6 separate regions of the Mus musculus genome follow, and regions 1, 3, 4, 5 and 6 are each linked to region 2. The links are chromatin loops, found by intact Hi-C in ENCODE. Cell type or tissue: left cerebral cortex. All regions are shown on one strand. Each heading gives the region's core, and the rest is flanking DNA. Links, peaks and the distances in the headings are about the cores only. Region 1 overlaps Atxn7l1 (ataxin 7-like 1). Region 2 holds the start of Gm33484 (a long non-coding RNA gene). Region 3 overlaps Gm40874 (a long non-coding RNA gene). Region 4 holds the start of Twistnb (twist basic helix-loop-helix transcription factor 1 neighbor). Region 5 overlaps Atxn7l1os2 (ataxin 7-like 1, opposite strand 2). Region 6 overlaps Gm40874 (a long non-coding RNA gene).

Region 1 (5,251 bases), core at 793-4,792, 420 kb after region 2:
CCTTTCACAAGTAGCTCAGGTTTGAATGCATGGCTATAAACAGTATCTCCATGTCAGGCTGATCTCTGAGTATTTTCACACCAAGTTGAACAGTCTGCAGTTGTATGGTTTTGCCCTTCCTATGGCTTAGCAGGGAGGGGGAAACACTTTAAATAAAAAGAAAGGGGGGGTGGACTTGATCGTTCATGTGTTTAGACCCAGTGCTTCAGAGGCACAGGCTATCCGTGTCTGTACAGTGAGTTTCAGGCCAGCCAGGGCTGCATAGTGACACCCTGTCTCAAAAATAAATAGTCCAACAAACATAGAAAATGTTTAAAAGAAGAAAGGGGGAGGCTGGTGAGATGACCTAGCAGGTGAAATGCTTGCCGTAAGCTTGGTGACCCGAGTTCTGTCCTGAGAACTCACTCCACAGTGTTGCGGAGCTCCACACAAACCGTGTGCCATTCATGTGCCCACACACACAATGAAAAGAGGGAAAGACATGGGCAGGAGGAGCCAGGTCTGGTAGTACAGGCCTGTAAGCTCAGCTACTTGGAAGTCCGTGTCAGGAGGATTAAAAGTTCAGGGTCTGCCAGGGCTCCAGAGTGAGTTCAAAGCCAGACTGGACAATTTAGCAAGACTCTGTCCCTGCGATAGGTTAGGGGAGGAACTCAGCAATAAAGTGTTCGTCCAACATTGCAGGAGGCTTTGGTCACCAGCATTACAAGAAAGAAAGAGGAAGAGGAAAGGGGGGAGAAAGAGGAAGACAGAGTCCCCAAGCCATTAAATCTGTCTTCTTTGAACTGCCTTAATCCTTCCCCTGCAGCTCTCTGAGCACTCTCCTCTAGTTTACCTGCCTGTTGGAGATCACCCCTGAGGAAGGCAGAAGCGACAGAGCCCCTGGCTGATGTTCCTGTAGGCCACAATGACACAGGGAGATGGGCAAATGATTTAGTCCCTGAGCAGAAGATAACTGGGAATGTGCCCACAGTCCCAGCACATGAACCCATGATCCCAGCGCTCAGAATGCTGAGGCGGAGTGGGGATGACCCCATCTCAAGAAAGAGAGAGGAAACAATGGTTGTTTGGTCTTTTGAGCCACATTGACCATTTTGTCCTTTATTATGAACCTCCGCTCTGCCAGGGACCAGGCTCTGGCAGAGTGACTGCCAGCCAGGATAACTTTGTCACCTGCTGTCCCTTCCCACCACAGCCAGCCCTGGTGAATAGATAGTTGATGTTGGCTGATGTGGGCAAGAGGCAGGGGAGAGATGGGAAGAGGTTTTCCTCCCATGGATGGCTTGTTGCCTTCTCCTTGGGCCTTATCAACCTGCACGTGTGTGTTGAATGCTAAATGTGCTCCACTATTAAAAATGCAGGAGATGAGCCTGCTGTTCCAGAAGGAAAATGAGCCAAAGCAGAAGAAAAAGCAGCAGGCTCCTGGCCTCCCTGTGCACACCCTACCGCACGGTGGGGGAGGGGCTCCCTCTTTCCAGACGGCCCCTCCCAAAATGCTTGGAAATGGGAGGTGAGTCTTCTGGGAGAGAGGGGACATGTGGGAGTTCATGTGCCCTGGATGTCTTCCCGGTGTTTTATGGAGAGGACCCAGCCAGATGCCTGTGGGAGAGACCTGGGGCTTAGCTCTTCTAGCCTGGTGCTGGCATGAATCAGGGGTTGGTTCCCAGAAGCCATAGGGAGTCATATTGGGGTGTCCATGCAGGCTGTGAAATCTTTGCCTTCCCAGTACATGCTCTCCCTACACACACACACACACACACACACACACACACACACACACACACTCATATACACTCGTGTACACACTCAAACATGCACACACACTTGCATACACACTCACACACATGCACATGCATACACAGACACACACACATGCACTCATATACACTTACATACACACACCAACATGCACACACACATGCATGCACATGCATTCATATACACTTACATACACATGCCAACATGCACACACACTTGCATACACATGCACATGCATACACACAGACACACACACACACTCATATACACTTGCATACACACACAAACATGTACACACACTTTCATACACATCATACACACAGACACAGACACACAGTCACAGACACACACACACACACACACACACACACACACACACACACACGCTCACTGTGCTGCACAGAACTCGTCAGTGGCTTTCGATTGTTTGCCTACAGAGACAGAAGCATATGAATGAAAAGGAATGAATGGGAATGTTTGTTCTAAATGTGTTTGTTCTTCTCTGAAGTAAATGGGAGCAGCTGGTCACAGAGTCCCTGGCCATTTCCTTGCTGTGTTTAGGGTTCTCCTTAAAGGGAGAGCCTGGGCATGGGATGCCAGGGCCATTTCGGGTGTCTCCTCTCAACACTCCCTGACAGGGACATGGAAGACGTTCTTTAAGGAATCCCCATTTCTCTCCTGGGTCCGAATTGGCACTAGGGCTCGAGGAGACTTTCATGCTCTGGCCCTGGTACCCAGGTAACAGGCTCTCTGAAAGGACATCTTACAGCTCCAGCAGTGGGAGCCAGTGACCTCTGGTGGCCAGAAAGGGAAGTGTTCCCACTTGCTGCTCCTGAGACTAGCCAGCTCTAAGCCATTGCCAGGGACTAACTCACTCTTCCGGACTCCACTTAACCCCAAGTCCCTAGCCCCGCCTTCAGTGGCCTTCATGCTGTCTCTGAAATGATGTGAATCTTGATGACCAGCCGTCTCGTTCTTAGTTACGGGGGCAATGCACTGAGCATTTGATAAGGTCTGAAGCTGTCCTTGAGACCTTGAGACCGCAGCCCACAGCTGTTCCCAAGGGCAGCGTGTGCAGCATCTGATGCCCTACTGCATTCAGACCACTCTTTAGCTTGCTGATTCTCCCACAGTCCTAGGGTACTAGGGCTCTCCAGGAATACTTAGCACCCCTTGGTCTCCTGGTGGGGCTGGGGAGCCCTTTCTAAGCTCCACACCCTTAGAAGTCCAGAATAAGAGAAAACTGTGGAGAACAGGGCCTCCTTCATCCCACTGAACAGCCTAGAGGTGTACAGATAGCCTCCCCCAGAAGACAAGGTGCCCTGGACCCTCAGAGTCCCCATGCTGCCGAAGTGCAGGAATTGTCTGATGTTAGTAGGCTGGGCTTCCTGCTTACTCCTCTGGCAGAAAGCCCCATCCACATCTAAGCTGTAGTGACTCACCCAACCTTGGCAGTGCCTAAGGACTGAGATGCAGGATGCGGAGCCCTGGACAGGGGGTCTCTGAGTATGGAATGGCTTGTTCCCTTCTTCCATTTTTGTCTCTCCACTGTAGTCCCAGGATTGGTCTTCTCTGGGTGAGTTTGGAAGCCACCTGCTCCCACCTGTCTGTTGCCTCCCACTCTGTCCACTGCAACCGATAAGGACAGAAGGGACAAAGGGTTTCTGACAGTGAACCACGGCTTACACCTCAGGAGGGCCCATGAGAGAGTGAATGGCGTGGTTCTCTCTCTTCTGTTTCACTTCAACCTTGAGGCTGTGCTTCGCACCTAAGAGACCCTCTGGGCCCATTACCTCATCCAATTGTTCCAAATGTCATGTCTTCCTTTCACTGATAAGGAAACTTAGGCAGGCCTGTGGGGCTGAGATATGATAGTCAGGTCTGTCCCACCGAGGAAGGAGGGAAGAACTAAAACCCAGGCTTGCTCACTAGCCAAGCCCTCATCTTGTTACCCCTCACAAGGACAGAAGTCTGTAGGAGCTCGCTGAGACCCTAAGGCTAGGGAGCTGCATGCTTTATGCCCTCACCAGAAAGTATCCAGCCACAGGAAAGACAGGATTCAGGGGTGGGACACCTCCACAGTCAGTGAATTTGCCAGAACCTTTTATGTTATTTGCTTCTGATCATTTTGTGTGTCTGGAGAATGTTGTGTGTGTGTGTGTGTGTTCACGTGAGTGCGTGTACTTGTGGAAGCCAAAGTCAGGGGTTATCAGGTAGCATCCACATGCTTCGTTTTTGTCTTGAGACAAGGTCTCTTATTGGCCTGAGACTCACCAAGCAGGCTATGCTGATTGGCTAGTGAGTCCCACTGATCCTGTTCCAAGTTGTCCTGCAGTAGGATCACAGGCATGTTCCACCACACCCACCCTTACACTGTGCCTGCTAGATGTCAAATGTAGGCCCTCAGACTTACACAGCAAGCACTTTATCAACTGGGCTCTCTCCCCAGCCCCTGCCTCTGACCCCTTTCTACAATTCATCAAAGTCAGCTTATCCAAGCTCCCGTGTTCACCCACACACCACACCCCTAACTTGTCTCAGGGAGGAAATCTCATATGTGCCCTCCTTTATGACTTTGCAATGGAGTTAAGAGGCTAAGCTTTGCAGCCCATGGTGAAGATTACTAGTGACGATGTTGTCCCCTTCTTGGCCAACGGTGGGCCTTTGACGCGCTTTCCCACACGTTCTGTGTACCGCCAACCACTCTGCTGCCAGGACCACTCACCCCCAGCAGCCGTGTGGTGTGCCCGCATTTCTCAGTTTACCGAGAGCGTGTTGTGTGGGAGAGGGTCCAGGCCACGCAGAGAGGGGTGGCGCACAGTGTTGATATTTTCCCTTCTCTGCCTTAAGATAGTATTAGATCAGCCCAGTAGATGTTCTTATCTACACGCCCTGTGGTTAGAAATCTTCTGCTATGGTTTGCTAAAGGTATTTACAAGCTGGCTTCTTGAACATTCTCCCAGATGCCTCAAAAGCAGGGTAGAGGAGGACTACCCATTCATCAGGGTGTATGCGGTACCCACTATATCTGTCGTGGCAGGGCAGGATTCTGTGGCTGTTCCTTCTACCCATTCTTCGTGACCCCTTGATTCTTAAACCTGCCAGTCTGTCCCTAGTATTTGTTCAGCTTCAAGGATTCCAATTAGAAATAATTTTCTGGTGGCAGCCTTTCCCCAACCCCTCAGTATATCTCCAAGTGCCAAGTAGAATTCCGACTCCAGGAGTAATGTTAAAAGATCTAAATTCCTTTTTATTGGGATGTTTTAATGCTACCACCACTTGGAAGGGAGGAGGCTCAGTGAGGCGGCCTATCAGGGGGTCTGCTAATAAACCAGAGACTCTCCAGACTCTGCCAGGCCTCTCATACAAGCATGCGGATCTCTGTCAAATGAAGCGGTGGAAGAGATCAGACAGCCTCGAATTCACATCAGACACATAACCCACAGCACAAATACCATATGTCCTCACACTCCTGTCTGTCAAATCTGTCTTTACC
Region 2 (5,251 bases), core at 783-4,782:
GTCCAGAAACCCAGAGTGGTACAGGCAAGACTGCCTGAAATAGTTTTCCCTAGAGTGGATGCAGGTGGATGTCCTATACAAACTTTGATGGTATTTTTGGATTATTTTGCCAGTTGTAAGAAATCCAAAAGTCTAAGATTCTTCTCAGCTAATTTAGCATGGCTGTGTCCGTATTGAAAGACTCCAAACTTGGGATTTTTCTGCCAGAACATGACAGTGACTAGAATCGGCCCCTCAGCAGTGCAATCAGTTTAGACAAGCTATTGAGACCCAGCTATGAATACAGAAGGACGCTGGAACAATGGGAACTTAAGAGTAAACTGAGCTCTGTAAATAGAAACAGCACATTTCTGCCACAATTTCCCACATTTTGTGGGCTTCATTTGCATTGCCAAGGAAATGGCCATATACATGTCCAGCTGAAAGACAGCCTACTGTGTGTTGGACTAGTGCACTGTATTGTGGAAGATACTAAGGTTTGCATGGTCCCTTCTCCAGTGTCCTGGACATACGTCCTTTGCAAACCCTATCACGGCAGGCAGTAGTAATGCACACCCTGTCTGCTTTGCAGATGTATTGTCTGTGTATATGCTGCCTAAAATATACTGAGAGAACATTTCAGTAATTACCATTTTAATTACACCGTGTGTGTGTGTATGTGTGTGTTCGTGTGTGTGTGTTCACACTTGTGCTTGAGTGTGAAGGCCAGAGGATAACTTACAGAAGTCAGTTCTCCATCCGCCATGAGTCTCAAGCATAGAACTCAAGTTGTCAGGCTTGGCAGCAGACACCTTTAACCACAGAGCCATCTAACCTGCCTTAGCAATCATGTTTCTAAGAGAACAGGCACACAGCAGCAGGCCTCTAGATCAGGGGTGGTCAAGCCTAACTGTGCTTCTAACATTTCTCTAGGGAAAAGCTGCCTGCAAGCTCCTCGGGGTACTCTGCATTTTCCAGAGTCTGTTGGAAGGAGTTATTGTTTTACTCTTTTAAAGTGTGTTTCTAAGGCTCAAGAAATGAATTGGTAGTTAGGAGTAATGGCTACTCTTACAGAGAGCCCAGGTTTGATTCCCAGCACCCACACAGCAGCACACAATTGTTTGTAACTCCTGGTCCAGGGGATCTGATGCCCTCTTCTGGATCCCCATAGGCATTGTTTACAAATGGTATACCTAAACACATGCAGGCAAGCACACATATAAAACTAAGATCAATATTTTAAGCATGCCTGTGGTTGTACTCTTAGCACACACTTAACTGGCTTCCTATAGGAATTAGAATACTGGAGGTGTTAAAAAATAAAAATAGGGTATAGCTTTGCTTGCAAGCCTAGAGTGTCCCCTAGATGACATCTCTGCCAACATTCTTAACTGAATGGGCCAACAAAGCCTAGCTGGGTCCCATCCCATTAGCCTCAATGGAAGAGCATTATGGAAAGAGAAGGGAGAGGCCAGATTGTCCTGGGCTCACTCTCCTACCCCTCCCAACCAGGCAGAGAAATACCTTGACAGAAAGAGCTCCGAGCTCCTAGGCATGCAGGAGGAGCTGCCCACCCAATTTGGTTCTGTTCCCAGTCCCTTCCAGGATTGTGGCTACCTAAAACCAGCCAGGCTCATAGGTACCTTGGATGTACCGTGGTGGTTTGATTACTCTCCTTAGAAATCGCTGGGTCTAGGGAATGGCAGAAAAAACTGAGTTCAGCCACGTTGAGGCATTGGTGGAGGGTTGATTTTGACCTGGGTAGTGTTCCATGTGCTGATCAGCTGTCTTTCCTTTAAGAGGGTAAGCTCATTAGCCAGGCATGGTGGTACACAGTTCAAGGTCATCCACGGAGATTCTAGTCCAGATTGGATTACATGAGCACCTGTCTCAAAAGAAAGAGTGTATTTATTCTCCTGCAGGCTGTCAGCTCCAACCGTGGTGACTTCAGCCTATAGTCCCAGCACTTGACAAGCTAAGGCAGGAGGACTGTGAGTTTGAGAGCTGCTTAAAATACACAGTGAGACTTTGTCTCAAAACCAAACAAATCACAAATAAAAAATAAAGACAACTTCAAACTTCAGAATTTTGAGGTTGGTTAAGTTTTTACTTGAAATCAGAGGCTACATAGTCCACAACTGGCTAAGAAACATTGAGAAAACAGACACATAGTTACCACAAATGCTCTGTGGATCCCAGAGCCTGGCCATCTCAGACACCAAAGGCACAAATCTCCCACACAGCTGAGTCTAAGGCCTACACAGGGTGCTTTGCAGCAATTCCCCCCTGGGAGAGTCTATTTCAACCCCAGTCACTTACTGGCATGTGACCCTTAGCCTCCAGACGCTAGTACGTGTTTGTGATGCTGCTGTGGAAAAGGAGTTTGCTCATTGTTGTACACTTGTCCAGAACTTGGACTCTTACATTCTCTTACTCTCTGGCTACGACTTCTCTGACCTGATGGCAATTAACCAAGCCCAGAAATAATGGACTGGCTTGTGGTTAGGAAGGGCTGTAGAGATTTCCTCTTCCCATAAGCCATAGACGTGGGGTTGTCTTTACTCTTTAACGGCAAAAACCGTGTTGTCGCCTATTGACACACAGTGTAAGAATTGGACATTTCCTTCCACCCAGACACCACTACTTGGACAGTGCGTGACACACGTGCTCAGATGATGTTTGCTGAATGGCTTATTTGCTGGCTTCTTAACACTAATAAGACTGGTGGAAGTGAGAGTTGACTTTCCCCCGGGTCCTCTGAAACAGTAATCGCTGATTTGCCTCACGTCTTTCCATTAAACAATGAGGGATTTTTTTTTCAAAAACATGCCTTAATATTGTGAAGCAGGCTGAAATGAGTCAGAGATTAAATCTAATTGCTAGCTACATCCTTTGAACTATTAGAAACAATAGTGGCTTCCAGCAGCACAGTGAGTTGAAACGCATCGTGTACACGAAGTTATAAGACAAAAGTCCACTAGAGGGCAACAGAGGGCCAGGAATTGACTGCCGAATTTGTAGGCTGACCAAATTCTCTAGGCTTCAGTTCTCTGAGCCAAGGAGCAGACGCCAGAAGGATGAGACACCGCTGCGGTGGAGAATGGAGAGATCAGTCAGAAGCTGAAAAGAAAGTAGGTGAGGAGTCTGTGAGATGGCTCCATTCGCTGCCAAACCTGCGGACCTGAATTCAATCCCTGAGCAGAAGAGAACGGAATCCTGCACGTTATTTTATACACAACAAACGCACACTAGCTAATTAAACGTTTAAAGAAAATAAATCACCCCGTTTTAAGACCAAGAAACTATGCATGGCAGAAACCAGGAGGCCTGGATGTGGAAGTTCCCAGAGGATCATCCTGGGGAGTCCGAGCACAATGTTGCAGACATCAGGGGCCAGAGAGACTGTGCCAAATCAAGCCCCTCACATCTCAATTCACTAGAAATTCAAGAATCTGGTTGAGAATGGAGGGCACTGAGCTCTTACCATACACTAACCCACTCAGCCTAAGCAAAGAAAGGACTGGACTCTCCTGTGGTGACTTTTCCTGAATTGCGTCCACGGGGAAACCGTTTCAGGCATTCGGCGTTGCCTTGACATCCTGCTCTCGCTGACCAGCTGTGCGACCAAGCGCTCCACATCTCCTCTTCTTTTCCCATGAATTGGGCGTGATATTACAAGCAGAACCTTTTAGAAAAGATTTTTAATTATGAGATTGTGCGATGATGGTGGTGTTAGTGTGAGTACAAGAGCCCTCAAAGGCCAGAAGAGGGCGCTAGATCCCCAGGGGCTGGAGTTAAAAGTGCCTGTGAACTGCCCGATGTTGATGCCGGGAACTACACCCAGTCTTCTGCGAGAGTAACCTCTGAACAGCTTTTTATATGAGGGATTTAATGGAGGTTTGATATCTTACAAGCTTGGTTATTTAAAATAATCCATCAATTCCAGGACTCTGTAGGCAAAGGCAGGTGGATCTCTGAGTTCGAGGCCAGCCTGGTTTCAAAGTGAGTTCCAGGACAAAGACTACACTACATAGGGTAACTCTGTTAAAAAAAAAACAAAAAAACAAAACAAAACAAAAAAACCCTCAGACTAAAATAAAATAAATAAAATGCAAAGTCTTTCTCTTATCAGATTGACATTTAATGACGCACTTGGCCACACTATCTGACTCTGGCCACTCATGTCACCTTGAAACTTCTTGATTCTTAACAAGATTTGGGTTGGAGAGGTAGAGAGGAGATGTTGATATTTGCTTTACTTCAAGTTTTGCACGCAAGCAAGACTTTAATATTTTTATTGCACATTAGATGATTTCCGATCACTAAGGGTTCCTAATACCCACCCTCAGACTGCTGCAAGGATTAAATGTGCTGTGGGGCTTAAGGCAACAACAGACAGAGGCAGTCTGTCAATCACCTCAGCTCAGTAGCTTAAACCAGCAACCACTCACACATCTGGAGCCCGCTAGAGACTGGATCACCCCAGCTAAATTTAGCTTACCTCCTGCCTTTTCATCCTCCTGAGATTAGTCACCTACTCAATCGGGGCAGCAGTGAAGAACAGAAAGCACTTGGAAAGACAGACCCCCACGGGCTCCTGCCCAGAACTGGATCAGCTTCTGCCTCCTGCTGTTATGTGGCAAAGCCCTGATCCAAGGCTGGGAAAATAGAATCTACTATGTGATACATACTGTGTCTTTTTATTATGGGTTTCCAACAACCACAGTGTGAATACCTTTGATCAGGGATTGTCTGTCTGTCTGTCTGTCTGTCTGTCTTGTTCATGTTGTTTACCATTGGCAAAAGAGAGGATGGAGAGGTCACAGGGTCATATGGGGCAGGAGAGGCAAAATCTAAACAGGACTGGCTGGCTCCAGAGCTCATGATCTGAGTTACTATGTTCTATTACTTCTCTTAACAAAAGATGGGTGAGCAATTATAGGCTGTGTAAGACCCTATAATATTATAGGGCCCTAAGTGGGACCTAAGTATCATAATGCATTTTTTCCTGGAGTCAGAGTCTCTGGTGGAAGCATCAATTTGCTGTGTTCATTACTGTATCGGGTGGCAACACAGAAAAGATGTATTAAGAAAAGTGCATTTAAAGACACAGAGGCCAGCCTGGGCAACTTAGCAGGGTCCTGCCTCAAAGTTTTTCAGATATAGTTCAATGATGGAAGTGCTTGCCTGCCATGGATGGTGTTCTGGATTCTACCTCTGGATTCCTCAGTAGAGGAAAAGAGGAAGAGAGGAAGGGGAAGAGGAGGAGAGA
Region 3 (5,251 bases), core at 479-4,478, 120 kb after region 2:
ATCCTTATATTCATGAGGTTTCTGCTCTCTACAGACAAACCCCTCCCTGGACACTCCACCCCCCCCAACATACCCCAATGACTATCAAGTCCCAACATAAGTTTCAAAGGGGACAAACTCTCTTCAACCTGGAGCAGGTTCATATCAGTTATTTTCCAATGAAGGCACAGGCCTGAAGAGTGGCCAAGTGACTATTACAGTAAGTAGGGTAATTCAATCCCTTTAAAGAATTGCCAAGGAAAATCTAGTATTTGAACTTGGGCCATCATTTTCATCAGAACCCTATGGTTTAAAGTAACAGAATCCAACTCGATGAACTGACAAGGGCACTCGGTGATTTCCACAACGGGAAAGTGATCTGAAGCCAGGACCAACCTCAGTAACGCTGGACACATGTGCTCAACACCACTCAGGAAACAGCTTTCATCACAGTTCCCTTCCCGTCGCAGTCATCCTCTGGCTGGCAGAGCCCTTTCCTCAGCCCATTAACTAGCTAATACTGGCTTTCCAGATTGGCAGCCAGAAACTACAGCACTAGGCTCTTTGAGAGACTAGGCTCACCTTGAGAGATGTATCCATGACTGAACAGTCACAGATCTTGGGGGCAGCAGCCACCTGATTGGCCTGGTGTAGGTCACATGCTTAGCTGTCCATCCAGCAAATTTTGAGAGCCCCACCAGAACATCGAGCCTAACATAGAAAATGGTTGCAGCCTGAGAAATATTGAGCAGGCAGCACTCATAATAACTTCTACCTCCAGCAGGCAATCGAGCAAAGATCTTTGAACTGTCTTTAACTACCAAATGACCTTTGATTTTGTGCTGTGTACATACATGCATGTGTGTGTGCGTGTGTGTAGGCACGAATGTGTCTATGTGCACATGCGTGCATACAGTGCTGGGATTCAAAGCCAGAGCTTTCTGCATGACAAGCTTGGTTCTCTGATCTCAGTCATTATCATTTCCCCAGTGAATTTATCAGTTGAGGTTCTTACAGACATGGAAGTTTCACTATGGTTGGTTGAAATAGAAGCCGTATTTGTGAAAGCACCTTAACGGCTCACAGACTCTCCACATGGCTCAGGGTCACAAAGCAACTTGTGCTCTGAGTCAATGAAGCACTCAGCTTCCCACGTGTCTGGCCCCAGGCCTTTGTTACGTGCTGCTTTGAGCATCTCTGTCCCTCTGCCTACCCCCATCACCAAGACAATCCCATCTTGAAGTAGTCCCTGGCTTCCTGCTCGTCCAGACTCATGATGCCTCACTGATGGGCACAGCCTAGATCATATGCCTGAGGCCTAGCCCAGAAGACTATAACAGAGCTCTGGTACCTGCCTTAGTGAGGTACCCTCTAGAACACGGCTGTTTGTCAGTTTCCTGTTACTATAAGAAAACACCTGAAGCAGTTACCTTATACAGATAAAATGCTTCCTTTGGCTTATAGTCCTAGGAGGTTCAGTCCAAGACTGGGAAGATCTATTTCTTTGGGCTTCTGGTGGGGGTGCAAGATGGCAAGGGCAGAGAGCACATAGCAGAGAAAAGTTTTTACCCCCAGTGGTGGGAGGAGTGTGGAGGATGGAAAGAAGCTGTCCAAAACTCCCCTCAAGGACAATCCCCAACAACCTAAACGCCTCCCACCAGATCCCACTTCCTAGTGGTTCCACTGCCCTCCCCCCTCCCCCACTGTACCTCCTTGGAGCAGGGACATGCCCTTACCAGGATCTTTGGGTGAGCCATTTCCAAAGCAGTGTCATATTCCCCAGGTTTGGGAAAGCTATTAAAATGCTGAGCTGCCAGCCATAAGACCATGCCCACTATACTATCCCTAAACGGTCAGGCTGCTTATCTCTTCCTGGCTCTGGAGAGACTGAGAGATTGAGCCAAGGCTCTTTGTTTCCACATGGGCCCTCCCAATTAGCCATGAACCTATGTCTGTTGTAACAAAGGGAGGCTAGTTAACACTATTGGCCAATAAAACTTGAATTAAAACATGGCTTGAAGATATTTCTTCTCAGTGAGTCTGGGTGACTGGAAGCTCACGGTGTCCTCATAAAGAAGGTATCCAGCGGGTCTCCAGTGAGGGGTCATCAGAGCATGGCTGTGCTTCTAATCGCCTTGGAACCCCTACAAATAGCTGATCAGCTTGTCTTGGCCATGTACACATGCAGCTCTGAGCTGATACCAACAAAACATCTCCCAGCCATGAGTGAGAACCTAGCAAGGGTCTCCTGGTTTGAAAAGTTTTGCAGGAGTCTAGGATGCTCCAGCTGGTCACCTTGGCTTTCTGCTTATATCTGTGAACTGCTTTATTAAGATGCCAAAGTCCCTCATTGACTTTTTTTTGTAGTAACGGCAATATTCCAGACACTGAGCTAACACTGAACATGTTCTGCCCCTGTGAAGCCCTCAGATTAGCCAGAGCATACATGAAGTGAGGGAGAAGAGGTAGGGGACAGACTCGTTTATGTGCTATTACTTTGAAAGATGTGCAGCTTTCCCCTTTAAGCAGAGGACTCCGAACTAAGACAGGAGCATGGTCATTCTAACTTCTGAACACATAATCCGACGATAAAGCATCTCCTGGTGGAAAACATGAGTGTCACCACCAACACGTAGATAGTTATATTTAATAAATGAGAAGAATCAGGCCAGAGGAAATGATGATCACTTCAGAACATCTCAGGCGTGCCAGGCACACACAGCTCCTGGGAAGCGCCGGAGAGGACGGTATGGAAGCCAATCCCCCACCTCCGGAGTGTGATATGTCTCACTACACTGTGAACGTGTGCAGAATCTTGGCCCTGGCAGGACATCTTTCTCCCTCCCTCCAGCATCACTATTTCTGAGGAGGAGGCAGCTGCCTAAGGAGACCACTAGGTGTCGCTGTGAACCTGTGAGATCCAGGCCTTCTATTAAGAAGGGCATGGCTAGGTCTGTTTTCAATCAACACGTTGTCAGTTTTTCTCCCCGAGGCCCCAGGGGTGTGCTAGGAATTTTGATTTCTTGAGAAACCCTGTGATTCAGCTGCCCTTTGTCGGTCCTGCTTGAGAGAACAGAGGTTGTCCTTGCTCCTGGAAGCTCCACTCCAGGCAGGGGGCTTCCCAGCAGGAGAGCCAGCAGCCAAAGCCCCTCCCTCGGGTCTCTCTTCTCCTTTCCCACCTTCCTTCCCCTTTCATTTCTACCTCCTATCAGTGACCTATTCCCTATCAAGTCCCCATCCCAGAGGCCTTCTTTAACCCTTAGGACGGTTAGGATATCCAGAGCAGAGCCTTCTTTTTCCTTCTGACTCAACCTCAACCCTGCCCCCTGAGATCCTTCGCCACAGTACCAGCAGCTCTCTAGCTCAGTGGTTCTCAACCTACCTAACGCTGTGATCCTGTAATGTGGTGACTCCCAGCCAGGCGAAGAACCATTGCTTGGTCCTTCTGAGCTTCAGTTCTCTGTAGGTAGTGTCTTCAGGTGCACACACTAAGCAGATCAATCGAAAGCTCCCAGGTATATCAGCATATGGCAGACATAGGTGGAAAGGGCTTTAAATTACCATGGGGACACTCATATAAACACAGTGACCTGCACAGCCAGACAGAATTTTGGACCTTCATTCGCCTGCATCTGTGGAAAGATATTGTTAAAAAGATGGACTCTAGGAATGTCCTTAGAGATTCCCACTCTGCGGCGTACTATAACCTCCTTACTGTGACAGTACTGATTAATTTGTGAAAAGACAAACTGGGGGCTGCCTTGGTCAATAGCCATAGTTTGCTTGGCAAAGGGCCATGATAACTGTCCTGGAACCTTCTTGGAAAAGGCCACTTGTGGGTAGCTGGCTGCTGTCTTCCCTTCCAGGTTTGGGCGGCATTTCCTGGTTTCCAATAACCACATTGCTGCTGCTGTTTGGGGGAGGTGGCAATGAGCCAGATCCTGACCTTGGATGCCTGAGGCTGCTCTCTGCAAGTGTTGAGACCACAGGCCCCTGAACGACCTGTGCAAAAGGAGTGAGTGACCAGCCTGGAAGGACTTCTCGAAAGCACATCTGGGTCAGACAGGTGAAGCAAAGAGGCAAAAGAGGAGCAAGCACCTCTACTGGCAGACGCAAGTAACTGCTTCCCTTCAGCCTAGGGAAGAAACGAGTCTCCTGGTTCTCCGCCTTGGGAGGCACCTGAGGAAAGAAGAGCCTGCCCTTGCTGAGCTGCACGTATGCCGTGTGGTCCTCTCATCTTGGGCGCCATTATGATGTATAAGTAAGTGTGTGGTGGAGCTAAAGAGAAGCCGAATGACTTGTGCACTCTGAAGACAAGCGGAACTGGAAACACTCGAGGATGTGCAGAATGGGCTGATACCAGAGGCCAGCGCTCCCATCTGAGGCCATGGTGATGTGCAGACCGGTGCTGCCGCTGAGCGCCACGTCTGAGTTGATGTTTGTGGCACATGTTAACACCCCAAACCATGCAGATGTCCCTGGTCTGGGCTGAGGCCTGCGGCCATCTGCTGTTGATGTCCAAGGACTGCCCAGAGAGGGCCCCGCCCCTCGCCTGCTCTGGCATTCTGGGAGAGCATGCTGCACCTCTCCTGGGCAGCGCAGTGGAACTGGCTCGGATTCCGAAGAGCCAGCTAGAAGGCGGGGAGAACAGGAGAGCTGGTCCCACCCCTTGCAGACACTTTTCCTTTTTTTACACCATCCAAAGTAAAGGCCTGGGTTGGGCCGGGCTGTGGGAGACTCAAAATATCCATTTAGGACCTGGTCATCTTCAGAACACAAATCAAAGGCCTTCACAGTTGAGCCTTGCCCATACAGGCAGAGGACACATAGCTCAGCTGGTTTCCTGGCTCTGTGGCTCCTGAACGAAGTCTCCAATCTTCACTCATCTGTTCTAAGAAGCTGAAACTCAGAACCCACTCAGGGAAACCTGTGAGGTCAGCAATGAGGTGTCGAGATGTGAGAGGCCTCACTTATTAGCCCATGGCAACCCAGAGGCTTGTCCAGACCCGCCCTCGGACTGTTATGGCTGGGGTTGTCTGCTGGTCTGAAAGGTACTCCAAACCAAGCCTGGCCCCTCAAGCCAACAGGATTGGATCTTGGAAGGGTCAAATGCCACACTCTGCAGCTGGGCAGACCAACTCTCGCCTATCTGTTCAAGATCCTTGTGAGAGCCTCATGCAGCGACTGTGGGATGCAATCTGGCGGCATCTCATAAAAGCTGCTACTATGTGACTTGATAATTCCTTTCTGAGACATGCCCCAAATAAATAAG
Region 4 (5,251 bases), core at 725-4,724, 520 kb after region 2:
TTAGATTTTAATTGAGAGGTTTTGGCTATGTAATCCAGGACATTGATGGACCCCACTGCTAGGGAGAGGCTAAATCAGTTTTTGGAGGAGCTTTTTAGCTATTACTTGAGCAGTTTAAGTCTGGGTGAGGAACGTTTCTACTGGAAAAGGTATCTAGAAAAGTACTTTTATCCTCTCCCAGCAGTCTGGATCTTGGTGAAATCAGTTTTCTGGGAGTTTGTGGGGTGTTGGTCTCTCATTTGGACCCTTCCTGGGCAAGGGCTCTCTGTTTTGGATTCACTTGAGCACGAACCTGGCTGAGACATCCTGTGCTAGACATAACATATCATGGTCTGAGAGCTTGGAAAGTTTTGTGGACTGCAGATGAGTAGCCTGGTGAAGGTCAGTTCCCAGAGTCCTGCCAGTTGTTTCCGGGAGAATGATCTGTCCTCCGGAGAGCACTGGGTGTGAGCTGTGCATTTCTTCTTTGTCATGGAGTCTCAGGCAGCACTGTGTCAAGGTATGTCATCAGAATATCAATAGGCCCCACTGGTCTTTAGGATCCCTTTTCAGGCAACCAGGTCAGCAGCTCAGCAGTAGAGGACAGCAATTTGTAGGGAGTTTCTAGGGGCACTGAGAGTTTTAAATGTCTCTTTCCCCAGCTGTGAGAAGCCCTCTTTCTTTATAGATCACAATGTGAATAAAAATAAATGATAGTAAATGAATACTGACTGACAGTCCCTGTATATGTTGGTGGACTTTCCCTTTCCCCATTTGATAGCTAGGGTCAGATCAATCATTTCTGCTCTCTGGGTTGAGGTACTTGGCTGGGGTCCAAAATTTTTTCTGTTAAAGTAACTACTGCAGCTCCTGTGTACCTGGTTTCATCAGACAAGAAGGCAGCAGGATCGATAGCAGTGGGTTTCTCAAACTGAACTCGGGGATGGGCCAGGTCACACAGTCATTATGTGGGCCAGGTCACACAGTCATTAGACAGCCAGCATTCTGGTGTTCCTCATTGGAAGGTCTCAACTGTGTGCTCTGAGTATAAAATATTGACCCAAAGCTAACTTAAAAAAATTAAACTAGAGGGAGCCACCACAACTCTTAGACAGGTGGGCCATCCTGTGGCTACAGGGTCCAGTCATCACAGGGTATTTTCATGGCTCCAAAGTTTGGGTTAAAACCCTCTTGTCTGGAAATTCTAGGGTTGGTGTGGAAGTCAGAGCTGTTTTTAAGGCCTCAAATGCCTTTTGTTTAGTATTAGTCCAGATTAGGGGCTTAGTATCTGCTTTGTGCTAGTCTATAGACAGGCCTTGCTATTTCCATAAACTCTGATATTCAGAGCCAGCAATATACAGCTGTCTTAGTCTTTGGCATTGGAATCTGAAGGATGGTAACAATGCTATTCTGCGGTGGGCTCCTCTTGCTTCCCTTCATCAGGTAGCCAAGGTAGGTAGTTTTTTATGAAGCTGGGCTTTTTAAACCAACATTTTGCAGCCCAAGATGTGCACAGTTCCTGCACCCAAGGCTTAGAGATCATAGTTGAAGAAGGTGGAGGGTTGTAAGAGCTAGAGGAACAGTTTGGGTTGTTAGGACATCACGGTCCAAATGAAGGTTTCTTTTTTATCCCTTGGGCAATACAAACCCTTGTGCTGATATGGTTGATGTCTGGGTATACAAAAGAAGGTCAAAGCTGGTAGCTGGGCTTAGCCATTTGAAAAACATGTCACAACACTCTCACTGTGATATAGCAGAAGGCAGAGGGACCCTAGATTGGAGAGGTATGGTGTTAGCAGTTCAGATGTTGCCTTTGCAATTTGTGGCCTGCTGCGGTGTATGATTGGGTTCAGCAGTGAAAATCTCCACGAATGTTTCTGATTCCTTATTGAACAGCTCAGGCGCATAACAATGTATCAGGCCTCATTGCAGCTGGAACCGGGCACTCCTATCAATAGCCATGCTGAATCCAATAAAGACAATACTCAGTTGGGAGTAGTGGCTCGTGCTTTTTATCCCAGCTCTCTTGTGGCAGAGGCAGGCAAATATCTAAATGTTAGAACCAAACCAGCTTGGTCTACATAGCGAGTTTCAAGTCACCCAAGGCTACATGGAGAGATACTGTCTAAAAACAAAACAAAAACAGAAAACCAAAAGAATTAAAACAAAACAAAACAAAACAAAACAAAAGCTCAAACCATTAATTCACTAGGCCTTGACCCAGTATTGAAAGAAACTGGGAGCTTAAAAAACAAAACAAAACAAAACAAGCTATTTTGGGCCTCTGCCTTTTTATACTTAGGTGCCCAGATCAATAAATTCAATAAATTCAAGCTTCGCTCCATAACTGAGCATACTTTGAAGTGATGAACATCTGCCTATAGATATCAGAGAACCGCCTCTGGATATCACACATGCTCTATAGGTACACGGCCTCAGAGGTTTATCTGGACTCGGGAAAGAGCAGCAGCCCTCTGCTGGTCAAACCTCTATAATGCAGCTTTAGAAGATTAAAAATCCCCAGGCCGCGGTCGGTCGCCTTTTGATGATGTCAGCCATCATCAACACTCAGAGGTGAGGCGGGAGGAATGCTTGCGTCATCCGTGCGCGCCCCGAAGCACCCAGCCAAGCCTCATGGCTGCGGGATCTGTGGAGTCTCAGCGGTCCCAGGCGGCCTCCGAGAGGCCCGTGGCGGGTCAGGCCGGGGTCCTGCCTTGCCTGGAGTTGCCGAGCTACGCGGCGGCGTGCGCGCTGGTGGGCAGCCGCTATTCGTGCTTGGTGGCTGCCCCGCACCGCAGGCACATCGCCCTGTCGCCCCGCTACCTGAGCAGGAAGCGCACGGGCATCCGCGAGCAGCTGGACGCCGAGCTCCTGCGCTACTCCGAGAGGTAAGATGTCGCCGCGTCCTCCCGGGAGCCCCGTCTCTGCTGGCCAACGGGCCCTCAGCTCCGTAACCCCACGGCGCCGCGGAAGTAAAGTCGCACGAGCTTCGTGAACCTTAGCCCCGGCGTCTACCGTCGCCTTCGGCGCCGCTGGCCTGGATGCAGTGGCCCGGTTCCTGGGGATGAAACTGGCTGGTGTGGTGTGAGTGGCGGCTGCTGCAGTGCTAAAAGCACTCCCCGTGTGGAGACTAGAGGTGCCCGGTGTCTAGAAACCCACCAGGCTGAGCTTTGGGTATTAAACGTTTCGTTTAATCACTTCCGGGTGTGTTCTCACCTAATAATGAAAATTTGCTGTCAGTATTATTCTCCTAATGTGGAAGCCGGTTCATTGCAAAACATAGGCAGGTTTGTTTGTAATTTCATTGTTCCCCGTCCCCCCGGGGGGCGCTAATTGGGGATGAACGACGAGCCTAATTTTTTGTAGGAATAGAAAGTTCACACACACACACACACACACACACACACACACACACACACCAGTGCATTTATATTAAGCACTAGTAAGAATACCTTGAAAAAGAAAATCTCAGAATTTCAATGGGAAATGATATGCCATAACACTTCACAACTAATTTGGCGGGAATGGGGGCAAGGTTCAGAGATACCTGAGATGACATCGATGTCTTTAGTAATTCAATGACACTTCAGAAATTGCAGGGATTGTTTTGGGGCAAATTATCCAAAGCAGTTACCACTCTCGAGGACTTTGGCAGTCAGCCCCATTAACCATCCAAGGTGGTCACTAAGCATGGAAACATAGTTATGTTAAGTAGTCTAACCAGCTTTTCATTCATTGGGGAAAAGTTATTTAAAGATGCATAATAGGAGCCACACTACAGACGAGAATCGGATCATTTCTGTAACAGAATTGGATAATGCAGCCATGTAGAATAGAATACACTGTTTAATTGAGCTGGACACCTCTCCTTGTTACTGTGCTAAAGGTATGCTAAAAGAAGCCTATTTTTTCCAATGCAAATTAGGTTTCAGTATTACTTGAGTATTAGTTAAGAGTAATAAAAAGTCAATAAAACATTGAAAATATTGGGAATTGTATTGTCATATTAATTGTCCTGTATTATTTGTACCATTTATCCTGTATAGTTTATGTTTTTAGGCTTGTGGGCAATACTGAAGGAAGCATCAGTAGGTCTGTCTTCTTTTTGTTTAAATAATAATAATAATAAAAAATAGAATTGAGACTGCAGTGTTAATGCTAAGTCTTCTCGGAAGCATTTCCTACTAGACAGACAGTGTGTTGCCTTTCTTTCTCCGTGGCAGGACTTTATTTTACAAAAAGTATCCCATTACAACTTTGGACTGTTTTCTTAGAGAAAGTAAGTAGTTTTCTGAAATCACATTGTATCTTATAAGTTGAACTTTTTTTGTTTTTTGTTTTTTTTTTATAAGTTGAACTTTTAAGAGGTCATTTGTGTGTGTGTGGAAAGAAAACAAAACAAAGCATATTCTTTTCCATTTGGCCCCCTTGGGTTATTTAAAAATGTCAAATGTATTCTATCTTACTGGTCCCCAAAGACTTAATGCTACATATTCTACATATCCTAGGTGAAGTTACCATGTGGACCTCATGTGGTTTATGTATTGAGATACATGTATATATATTTTAAATAAAGAGAAAAAGATACTTAGTGTTAGGATATCTGTCTTTGAATATATGACTTTTGGTAAGTTACTGTAAGTAGTTTCCCAAAAGTCTTATGGGTTTACACAAATTCATTTAACCTTGTATTCAGTGGTCATACCAGATCCTTAGAGGCGTTGAACCCTGTGGGACCTGGTATTCTCTTAGGAGCAATAATTTGCAGTGTTCTCTTTACTGCTATGAAAATATCATTCACTATGCTGAAATAAAACTTAAAGATTAACACAACCTATCTACATAATTAAAAATTTTACATTGTGTTCCAACCCTATAAACCCTTTCAACCTATGACATTTGAGCATGACAGTCTGGAAGACTAAGAAGTTAGATGCTTTTGCACTTATGCATAAGAATCATTGGATAAGTGTTATGGTCACAAATGTGGATTGATCCAGACATTTATAGCTCAGATAATATACACCACATCTACAATTACCAGTGCTTTTATGAAATATTTACTCTTGGTGACGTGCCCAAAATAGTCTTTTTGGAATTCAAGTATTACTCCATTCGCAGAATTTTTTTTAGTATGTTAGGAGTATATAAAGTTGACAAGTAACTTTTTGTTGATATATTTTTAAATGTAAATTCTATCTCCAGCAATTTATAAACAAGTTTGTCCCTTATTTGAGAATCATGCATAGAGACTGCTTGCACATGTACAGAA
Region 5 (5,251 bases), core at 477-4,476, 470 kb after region 2:
ATTCATAAGCCATTACCGCTTTGGCAGTGTGCGGGATGAGGCTTGATGAAGATTCTGTGTCTATTGAATGTGTGCACATGAGCAAAATTCTGAAGAAGGGCACAGTTCTGACAGAGCTCATGCTCAGATTAACCCAAAAGCACCTCCCACCCCCAGTGAGTTGCCTCACTGAAAAATAATAGATTGTCCATAGGTCCAAAGAAGAGGCTCACCAACCAAAAGATGTCACCAACCAAACCAACCAAACAAAAGTGGACTGGGCATATATACAGTGAAAAGTAATACAAATAAACTCTTTCTAAAGCTCTGTTTTGTATGTGTGTATTTGCTTATATGAAGCTTGTTGAGTAAGGTCAAAGCATCAAGAGAGCACGGAGAGGGTCGGAAGATGGTTCAGTCTGTAAAGTGATTGCCTCACAAGTATAAAGACCTGCATCTGATCTCCAGCCCCTGCATAAACAGCCATGCTCAGCTGAGCATGACTGGAATCCCAATGTTGGGGAGACAGAGTCGAGGGACATCTCTGGGGCTTGCCTGCCAGCTATCCTAGCCAATCAGCGAGCTCCTGGTTGCTGGTTGAGCAAGACAATCTGTCTCGAAAAATAACGTGGAGAAGCAACTGGGAAAGACATCCAATGTCAGCTACTAGCCTCAACACACACACACACACACACACACACACACACACAGAGAGAGAGAGAGAGAGAGAGAGAGACAGAGACAGAGACAGAGACAGAGACAGAGAGACAGAGAGCATCAAATCCTCACAAGAGGCTATCGGCCTCTAAATTGAAGATCTGGAAGATCAGTGTATGCTTAGGATTACTCAAATTACTTGAAAGACTGTAAGGAGAGACAAGTAGACACTGGGAACTGAGTAGAAGCTGCAACCTGGCAAGTCCTTGAAGATGAAACACAGAGAATGTAAATCTAAGAGAAATGGGATACCTTCCTGCCAGAATCTGGCATGGTTTTGTCAATGTTGTTTTGTTTTTTGAGGCAGGACATCACTAAATAGCCCTGACAGTTTTAGAACTCACTCTGTAAACCAGACTGGCCTCAAACTCACAGAGATCCACCTGCCTCTGCCTTCCGAGTGCTGAGATTAAAGGTGTACGCACCACCCTTGAATTGAGATGTTTTAATGGAATCACGTACTGCTGCACAGTCAAAGAGAAATGCCGGTTGCAAGCGCAGCAGGGTTCTGTAAGGTGTAGGTCATGTGACCCTTCTGGGGCTACCATAGTCTGGATGGCTAAAGGGTATCTACTCTTGGGTTTTTTTTCCCCCAGATTTTATTTTGTTTCTGCGCACATGGCTACTTTGTTCACAGTGCTAGGGAGTAAACTGTCTTTTTACAGTTACTAGTTATTCAAGAGGGGCATGCCACAGTAAAGATTTGGAGGTCGGAGGGCAGCTTGCAGTAGTTGGTTCTCACCTCCTGCCACCTGCATCCTGGGAAATGAACTCAGGTCACAAAAAGGTGGCTGCAGACACCTTTTCCCACTGAGCCATCTCACTGACCCTAAACCCAGCGCTGTGTTAATGCCACACACGTGCTCTGCCACCAAGCTATACACTCAACTCTGTTATCCTGCAGTTCTGAAGATCAGAACTCTCTAGTGGACATAAAGGATCCAAAGAGAATCCTCTTCCGCTATGACTGGTGGCTGCTGGCAGTGCTTGGCTTAGAGACACACCACAGAATGTCTCTATCTTCACACGCCCCTCTCACACTGTCTCTTTTTTAACTATAAAGGGGACAGCTCTGGCCTCGGATGCTATAGAGCAGTCATGAGAACCAAGCAAGGAATCTTATACAAACACAAATATCCTAGGTTAGAAGGCACCAAGGGAGTTTGGGATTGGAAATGGGAGAGTATTTGTTTTGTTTTCCAGCGAAGGAGGAGCACGTAGGATCTTAAGCTCACCCACAGTCAATGGGTGACAGTGAGGTTGAAGAAGCAAGAGAAAAATGGCTCCGGTGTGGCAGCCCTGTCCTCCCACCGTGGCCACTGCGGAGCAGCTGGAGAGGGGTTGGTGCCGGGTGGACAGGCAAGGCTTAGATAAAAGTCTGTGGTGGAATGGTTCTTAGAAAAAAGCACAATGGCCATGTGAACGCGATCGCCATAAAGGTCGAGCATTTTGAAAACAGTATGGTGTTTTGTTTTCTGGCGCTCTGGAAGAGAAGTTTGGCCATAGCTAATGACAGAAAAACGGAGACCGACTTCAACACTAGAGAGCGCTGTGGCTCATCAGTACTGGCCTAGGAAGGAAAGCTTAGTAGCGAGAAAATTCAGAGCTGGCAAGGCAGTGGTGTAATGTGTCCTGAGCAGTGTCACTTGGGAAAGTAGAATCAAAACATCCAGGGGCTGGGGAGATGACTCAGCAGGTAAGAGCGCTGACGGCTCTTCAGAGGACAGGAGTTCAGTTTCCAACATCCACAGGGCAGCTTAACAACTGTAATTACAGACCCGGGGATAGGATGCCCTCTACTGGCCTCCCTGGGCACTGCATGCACGCGTACAGACATGTGCGGGTTAAAACACCCACACACGTGATCAAACAAAGCTCCATTGTCTCCTGGACAGGAATCAGCAACAACAAAAAAGAGTCAACTCAGTTTAATGAGCAAACAACAAATATTAATGGGGCAGCCTCTCCTGGGTTTTGTTTTTTATTACTGTGTTCAATTATCTTTATCACAAATATTTTACACACAAGCATCTCAAAGTGTTGGTTAAATTGGTAGCATCTCTTTGGTTAGTAATTAAATGTTTTTGTTGAGACATAAAGAATGAGGGCGCAAGATGGAGAACCATGTAAAGCAAGAGTGGCTACTGGCCTTTGCCAGAAAAGGGATAATTCCTTGGCAGTGACAGGGAAGAAAGCTTGGGATGGAGAGAGGGAGGGAATTCCTGTCTGATGCTGTCCGCATTTTCAGGTAGGCAAGTGGGATGTGTGTGGGAGCCGGAGAGAAGTGTGAGAAAAGAGAAGAATGACATTGTTGCTGAAGAAACTGGATTGACAGCAGTGTTTGGGAGCACATTTGCAAAAGACCCTGATGTGAGAAGATAGCCTTGTGTAGGGGTTGAGTAACCAGGTGCACAATAAGCCACCCAGAGCCAAAGCTCTCTCAGGCAAACTAAGACAAAATCTCTCATCATTTTGCCACAGGCCCAGCCCACCAGATCTCTGAGAGGGGCCACTCGTGACTGTACTAGCATTGTGACTTCTCCCTTGTGCACTGCCACAACCAGATGTGCACTGCCACAACCAGGTGTGCACTGTCACAACCAGATGTGCACTGCCACAACCAGATGTGCACTGCCACAACCAGGTGTGCACTGCCACAACCAGATGTGCACTGCCACAACCAGGTGTGCACTGTCACAACCAGATGCGCACTGCCACAACCAGGTGTGCACTGCCACAACCAGATGTGCACTGTCACAACCAGGTGTGTACTGCCACAACCAGATGTGCACTGCCACAACCAGGTGTGCACTATCACAACCAGATGTGCACTGCCACAACCAGGTGTGCACTATTATAACCAGATTTGTGCAGCACTGGGGATTGACTCCAGGACTTTGCGCATGCTAGGCAAACACTCTAGAAGCACACACCTCCCATTTGTTTGTTTTTGTTTGTTTATTTACAGGTCAGACGATAACTTGGGGGAGTTAGTTTTTTCCTAACATGTGAATTCTGGGGATCAAATTCAGGCCATCAGACTTGGTGGTGAGTATGGCTACCTCATCTTACAAGCTCAGCTAAGGGTTGACTCAGAATGGTCCTGCTGAGCAAAAAAGGAAACTGAGGCACACAGGTTAAGGGAGGAACTATGAGCTGGCAGCTGGCTGCTGACAACCTCACATATTTCCCCTTCAGCTCAGTGTTCTCCACACTGCACTTCCTAGAGAAATCATCTCTACCTACGTGATCCTCCCTACGCGGTCCTCCCTAAGCCGCTCTCTTCCTACAGGTGTCTTAAAATTTGATCCATTACCTGGTTGGTGTACTCAGGTTTTTCTGATTTATTTTGCTAAAATTCTTTTCTCCTTTCCAACATTCCAAACCATTAGGGCAATTGCTGCTTAATGGATTATTCCTGGCATTCGGCTCCAGTTAGGGCTCGTCCAGAGCAGCAGCGGATTTGCTGTGATCTATGTTTCTGAACTAAGCGCTCAGGGATGACTTTCATGCTCGTTTTCATAACATGATCCACTCAACTAGAAGGGTCACCAAGAAGATGTAAACGAAATGAATAGCTGGACGTCAAATCAGTCCCAGACAAGTTTGAATCTTGGCAAAAATCACTGTGGGGCGTTTGCCAGCATCTTGGAGGTGTCTAGGTTACCAAGACCATTGAAACAGCAAACCTTAGCGGAGGTCACTAACACTGGGAGGGCACTCTTAATTTAAAACAATTATGGAGCCCTCTGGGTTTCCCCTTTGCCTTCAAATATTTTCGTGCATTTTTAGTCAAACACTATCATCACAAAAGCGCTTGCTTCCTCTGCAACCTGAGCAAGAACTGCGGAGGCTGCCGTCATGTAAGCTCAAACATTTTGAATACGATTTCATTTTCTCTCAGCCCAATTCTCAGGCTGATTTCCTAGCAGTCTTATCACCAAGTCCACACCCCCCCCCCCCAATATCTTCTAGGTTCCTGAATAATCCAGACGTAGCCAATGGGATGGAGAAAGAGGTTAACAATTCTGGCACATTCTTGATCTAGGACAAAGCAGAGACTCGTGGGAAAGAAAAAAATGGGGACTTGGGGGTCTTCATGTCTTTGTGGTGCTGGGAATGGACCCCAGGGACTTGTGCATGCTAGGCAAGCATGCTGCTTCCTAGATGCATCTCCAGGCCCAGCCCTAAGGCTATTCTAGTGGAGAGAATAAGATATGTGTTTTTCCAACTTTACAAGGCTGTTGGTTCTGTCTGACATGATGCTCCGAGACCAATTTCTTATAGCGCAGGGATATGACATTGAACAGAGGACTGGCCGTGGCAAGATGTACATGCAGAGGGGCCTCCAGTCCCAGCTCACCTTCAGGCAGGAGGAGGATGTTCCTGCCAGGCCCATGCTGAGCCCAGCATTGTTTAACATTTTAATTAATGGATTGGCATTCAAAGTAACCTTGGTGGATTAAGGCCATGCATGCAAACACACCAACTGGTAGGATAGCTGTTACCTTTGGGGGCGTGCAGGGGAGATCTCTAGAGAGCTGGAAGATGCGCT
Region 6 (5,251 bases), core at 775-4,774, 100 kb after region 2:
AGGGCTGGGATTAACATGTCACCACACATGGCTTGAGTTGTGATCTATGGTGTGTGTGTGTTTTAAGAAATTCCAATGGTTGGAGACATCCCTCTTGGTCTTGCAGAGGACCCCAACTCAGTTCTCAGCATTCACTTCAGTTCATAATCACTGAAAACTCCAGTTCTAGGGGATCTGATGATTCTAGGCTCCAAGGGCGCTCAACTCACAGGTATACATATATCACCAACACGTACACACAATTAAACATAAAATAATCCTTAAAAAGTAAACTTAGGACCTAGAGGAGGCAGAATGAATAAGAGCTGGAGGCTGGGGAAAAGCACTGTGGGGTGACATTTATCAGGCATGGCATGGCTGCTACACTCATAAAGTTCGTGCTCACCTGCATGAACTCCGAGCAAAACTCACCCATCAATATTCTGGCCAGGACCCGTGAGGAGTGCATGTGGTCTCCTGAGGAGCAGAGACATTTTCCTCAGTGGTGTAGCTGCTGGTTAGTTGTCCACCCTTTGTTAAAGACCCTCTCATTCAGTGGGTCTCTCTCTCTCTCTGTGTCTCTGTCTGTCTCTCTGTGTCTCTGCCCCCCCTCTCTCACACACACAAACATGAAGCAGGAAGAAAGTAATAGGAGTGCTGAATATGATGGAAATGTGTTATTATATCTGTGAAAATTGTCAGTTAATTAAAATTACATGAAGAGGGAAGAAACTTCCAACCCCACAAGCAAAGAAGCACTTAATTTCATTTTCTCTGAATAAATGTCCCACCCACAGGGCTGCTGCTGATAGTTAGTGTTCCAAGACAGAGATAAGCAGACCCCAAACATACCATGTTGCTGCTCCTGGTGCTAGGAGGACCTTGGGGACCCTGTTCCTGTAAACTGGAATAAGTTCCCACTATAGTCTAGCTTCAAGCCACACCTCCAAGCAACCACCCTGAACAACCCCAACTGGGGCTCTGCACACAAGGTGCCAATGAATGGAAGGCCAGAGGCACCCATGGGGAGGAGGAGGCAGCCATCTTGGAGATCTCAAAGCCCAGCTGCTGCATCAGATAGAATGTCCTCTGAAAATAGTGGCTGTCACACAGCTGTTCCCCACATGCCAGGATCTGCCAGGGACCAATCTCCTAGCTCATGACAAACCCTCCTGTTAAGACCACAAAGCAGGGCATTGTAACGCTGTGTTAGCCAGTGTCTTCCCAGGGTAGATCTCCAGCCCGAGATCATCCCAGAACACTGTGGACAAAGGAGCCACAGTTGGAGCTGGGCTTGAAAGGGGAGCAGCTTAGAGAACGGAAGCCCACTCCCTCCAGCCAACAGGTCCACACCCACCTCCCAGGAAGGGGCCAGAGCAGGGCAGCAGTGTAAACTAGGCAGTTCTGAGGTAGCAGTGCCAGCCCTGCCCCCGGATAGCTTGCAGACACCCGCCCTGGCCTGATTTTCCTGTTCTGCCTGTCAAGGCTGCTGGAAGACATTTGACACATATGCCAGCTCTCTGGCCTTTGAGCCAGGTCTGGGGGACATACTTAAGCACTGAACTGAAAAGAACTCAGGAGGCCTTTAAAGGAAACCTGTACTTTTGTCTCTTTCCTCTGGCAGTCTGGCATTTAAGGAGCCTAAGAAGGGGTGGAGGGCGGACCACTTGAGGTGTGAACACCTGAGCTGGGCACTGGGCGGTGCTTAGCTTCTAAATCCAGGTCTTCAGTAAGAAATCCTGCAAGAAGGTGTGTGTGTGTGGCAAGAGTAGGGGTGGGGCTGGGGAAGCTGCCAGGGTATGGGGGATTGAAGGAGTTTATTGGCAAATGTTGCATTTGATGAGTATTTTCAAATACCAACAGCAAGAAGGGCTGTTGGGGGATGGGCTTTTGTTTTGAGGTTGTTTTATTTTTATTTTTTCACTTAGAAGATATTCAAGTATAAATCTGCACTGTCCCTCATCAAAGGAGCCAGTCTTGGTCCCTTTCTGGTTCCACTTGGCCAGCCTCACACTCTCACCTTCCTGTGTGCATCATGGCCCACCTCAGCTTCCTGTGTCTCTCCCTCCCCCTAGTGACCCCCAAACTTCTCACACTGGTCTCTGCTTCTCTCTCCCCACACAGGCAGTGATTCTGGCCATGTTAAATGTAAACTTTCCCACTTAGGTCAAAATATTTAACAGACCCCATCCCACCCCACTCTATTAGACTTACTACTCTAAGATAAATTGGATGTACGGTGAACTAATTACACAGCAGGGTTTTATAGACGACCCAGCGGGTAGAAACTTGCCAGTGAGGAAGGTAACCATGAATTTGGGAACCATATTAAACACAGCTGTGTCTTCCATGGGTGCAGCTAGATGCCTTTGGAAACCACAAACTAGATCACAGATGCCAAAAGCATGGTTGGCATCTTTAGGCTGGAGACAGCGGAGAGTGTGTGGGGGTGTGTACTGGCTGCACTCTCTCCTTGAAGCGTACCGTAGTGTGCTGCATTCTCTGGTAATGTGGATGTGGCCTAGACTGCCTGCTACTGAGGAAAGTCAAGACCCATCAGAATGGGAGCACTGGCTGGAGCCAGAAGGTTCTTCACCATTAGTAGGTGGAGGGAGACAAGCCCCATGTAGAGAAAGCTAGGCGGCTCCCCTAATAGGTGTGTGTGACAAATGTAGGGAGTTCCAGAGTCCTAGAGGTGAGATACAGGCACTATGACCCCACAAGGCCACACCATAGACGAAGAAGACATTTCCAAAGTTCTCCCAGTTCTGACTCTTGGGGTTTGCTTCAGATCTGCTGGACTGTTTTCCTGACAGAGACACTACAGAAGTGAGGAAATGTGTCCTCACCTCCAGCATATGTGGGCTATAATGCCCATGAAGGGTGTCATGGTGCCACCTTCTGCTTCAGTCCTGAAATTGCACCCTCACGGGGCTCATGCCCATGCGACCATTCCCTGCTGTGACTTCCCAAACCCAGTCCTCATAGCAGGGATGTTGCTTCAGCTGTTCTTTTCTTAGAGATCTAGTTTCAAAGCTATTTTTAGAAGTGTATTTTGTACAGCCATATTATGAATCAATAAAAACATTTTTATTTTAATTAATTAATCAATTAGTTAACTTTATATCCCGACATCAGTTTCCCCTCCTTCCTCTCCTCTCAGTCTTCCCCACCCCCTATCTATTCCTTCTCCATTTCTCTTCAGAAAATGGATGTTAGTCAGCTTTGGCATATCTAGTGTCAGTAAGACTAGGTCCCTCCTCTATTGAGGAGAGACAAGACATCCCAGTAGGAGGAAAGGACCCAAAGGCAGGCAACACAATGAGAGATAGCTCCTGTTTCTGCTGTTAGGAGTCCCACATGAAGACCAAGCTACACAACTATTACACATGTGAAGACCTTCTAGTTCATGTGTGCTCTCTGGTTGGCGGTTCAGTCTCTATGAGCCTCTATGGGCCCAGGTTAGTTGATTCTGTAGGGTTTCTTGTGGTGTCCTTGACCCCTCTGACTCCTTCAATCCTTCCTCCTCATCTTCCTTAGGATTCCCCAAGCTCTGCCTAATGCTTGCTTGTGGGTCTCTGCCTCTGTTTCCATCGGTTGCTGAGCAAAGCCTCTCTGCTGACACAAGCTGGAGTTATCACAGAGAAAGGAGCGTCAGTTGAGAAATGTCTCCATGAGATCCAGCTGGAAGGCATTTTCTCAATTAGGGATCAAGAGGAGGGGGACCCCTTGTGGGTGGGACCATCTCTGGACTGGTAGTCTTGGGTTCTATAAAAAAGCAAGCTGAACAAGCCAGAGGAAGCAAGCCAGTAACATCATTGCTTCACGGCCTCTGCATCAGCTCCTGTATCCTGACCTGCTTGAGTTCCAATCCTGACTTCCTTTGGCGATGAACAGCAATGTAGAAGTGTAAGCTGAATAAACCCTTTCCTCCCCAACTTGCATCTTGGTCATGATATTTTATGTTGGAATAGAAACCCTGACTAAGACAATTCCTTCTCGTGGCATGGGTCTCAAGCTGGACTAGTTATTGTTGGCCATTACCTCATTTTTTGTTCCATCTTTACCCCCAGCACATCTTATAAGCAGGACGAATTGTAGGTCAAAGGTTTTGTTCCTGCATTGGTGTTCCAATCCCTCCATTGTCTTGCCTGGTTACAGGAGATGGCCTGAAATAATCTCCATATCTTGCATTGCTAGAAGCCTTAGTTAGGGTCACCTTCATAGATTTCTGGGAATTTCCATTTCCTTAGGTTTCAAGCGTGTTCCAGAGATGACTGCCTCCCCACCCCTCACCCCCCACCCCCACCCCCCACCCCCCACCCCCTGCTCCAGCCCGGACTCTCCTAGTTCTCTCTCCCTCCATCCTCCCACTACTTGATTCCCATCTCCCTACCTGATACCTTCCCCTCCTGTTCCCACCCCAACCCTAACCCCATCCACTGGCAATTTTAATTCTATTTCCCTTTCTCAGTGAGATTCACAAATCATCCCTTGGATCCTCCTTATTACTTAGCTTCTTTGGGTCTGTGGATTGTAGCACGGTTATCCTTTATGGCTAATATCCACTTATAAGTTTGTCTTGTTTGTCTTTCTGGGTCTGGGTTACCTCACTCAGGATGATCGTTTCTAGTTCCATCCATTTACCTTCAAATTTCACGCCATTGTTTTTAATGACTGAGTAATATTCCGTTGTATAAATATACCCCATTTTCTTCACCCATTCCTCAGGAGAGGGACATCTAAGTTGTTTCCAGTTTCTGACTATTACGAATAAAGCTGCTAGGAACATAGTTGAGCAAGTGTCCTTGTGGGATGATGGAGTATCCTTTGGCTATATGCCAAGGAGTGATATAGCTGTGTCTTGAGGTAGGTCTGTTCCCAATTTTCTGAGAAAATGCTAAATTGGTTTCCAAAGTGAATGAGCAAGTTTGCACTCCCACCAGCAATGGAGGAGTGTGCCCCTTGCTCCACATTCTCACCAGCATGATCTTAGGCCATCCTGATGGGTGTAAAATGGAGTTTCCGAGTCATTTGATTTGCATTTCCCTGCAGCCGAACGATGTTGAACATTTCTTTAAGTGCTTCTCAGCCATTTAAGAATCCTCTGTTGAAAATTCTGTTTAGATCTGTACCCCACTTTTTAAAATTGGGTTATTTATTTTGTTGATGTCTAGTTTCTATATATTTTGGATATCAGCCCTCTGTTGGGTGTAGAGTTGGTTAAGATATTTTCCCATTCTGTAGGCTACTGCCTTGTCTCTTTGATGGT

What was found. A loop is a pair of places that touch in the nucleus more often than their neighbours do. Peaks named below come from ENCODE experiments on the same cell type or tissue, not always from the same donor. Only the 100,000 strongest peaks of a DNase experiment are listed, where the experiment ranks them.
Region 1: it touches region 2 in a loop (3-fold over the local background); 7 of 42 quality-filtered maps call a loop at or near these places.
Region 3: a loop joins it to region 2, with 2.4 times the contacts of the local background. A loop is called at or near these places in 33 of 42 quality-filtered maps.
Region 4: a loop joins it to region 2, with 4 times the contacts of the local background. A loop is called at or near these places in 9 of 42 quality-filtered maps.
Region 5: it touches region 2 in a loop (4-fold over the local background); 3 of 42 quality-filtered maps call a loop at or near these places.
Region 6: it touches region 2 in a loop (6-fold over the local background); 39 of 42 quality-filtered maps call a loop at or near these places.

What each region holds. Positions count from the first base shown.
Region 1 is chr12:33,331,540-33,336,790 of GRCm38, forward strand. The region is part of intron 4 of Atxn7l1 (ataxin 7-like 1); the gene reads left to right. Among named protein-coding and RNA genes, the nearest start is that of Atxn7l1os2, 61 kb to the right of the region's middle. In left cerebral cortex, for the core only: a CTCF peak has its summit at 2,557 (motif pointing left); DNase peaks (open chromatin) are centred at 1,387, 2,552 and 3,146.
Region 2 is chr12:32,907,282-32,912,532 of GRCm38, forward strand. It overlaps Gm33484 (a long non-coding RNA gene), which reads right to left and starts at 1,853. Exons shown (of 3, transcript XR_381437.2): 1 at 1,623-1,853. In left cerebral cortex, for the core only: CTCF peaks have their summits at 2,956 (motif pointing right) and 3,747 (motif pointing right); DNase peaks (open chromatin) are centred at 2,995 and 3,737; H3K4me3 peaks cover 578 bases.
Region 3 is chr12:33,024,410-33,029,660 of GRCm38, forward strand. All of the region lies in intron 2 of Gm40874 (a long non-coding RNA gene), which reads left to right. Among named protein-coding and RNA genes, the nearest start is that of Gm40874, 31 kb to the left of the region's middle. In left cerebral cortex, for the core only: CTCF peaks have their summits at 2,890 (motif pointing right) and 4,115; a DNase peak (open chromatin) is centred at 2,880.
Region 4 is chr12:33,427,042-33,432,292 of GRCm38, forward strand. It overlaps Twistnb (twist basic helix-loop-helix transcription factor 1 neighbor), which reads left to right and starts at 2,583. Exons shown (of 4, transcript NM_172253.2): 1 at 2,583-2,867. The coding sequence starts at 2,614. In left cerebral cortex, for the core only: CTCF peaks have their summits at 2,461 (motif pointing left) and 3,251; a DNase peak (open chromatin) is centred at 2,517; H3K4me3 peaks cover 1,761 bases; H3K27ac peaks cover 878 bases.
Region 5 is chr12:33,377,817-33,383,067 of GRCm38, forward strand. All of the region lies in intron 2 of Atxn7l1os2 (ataxin 7-like 1, opposite strand 2), which reads right to left. Among named protein-coding and RNA genes, the nearest start is that of Atxn7l1os2, 14 kb to the right of the region's middle. In left cerebral cortex, for the core only: a CTCF peak has its summit at 2,471 (motif pointing left); DNase peaks (open chromatin) are centred at 2,291, 2,451 and 2,837; H3K4me3 peaks cover 269 bases.
Region 6 is chr12:33,007,366-33,012,616 of GRCm38, forward strand. All of the region lies in intron 2 of Gm40874 (a long non-coding RNA gene), which reads left to right. Among named protein-coding and RNA genes, the nearest start is that of Gm40874, 14 kb to the left of the region's middle. In left cerebral cortex, for the core only: a CTCF peak has its summit at 2,882 (motif pointing left); DNase peaks (open chromatin) are centred at 1,162, 2,402 and 2,865.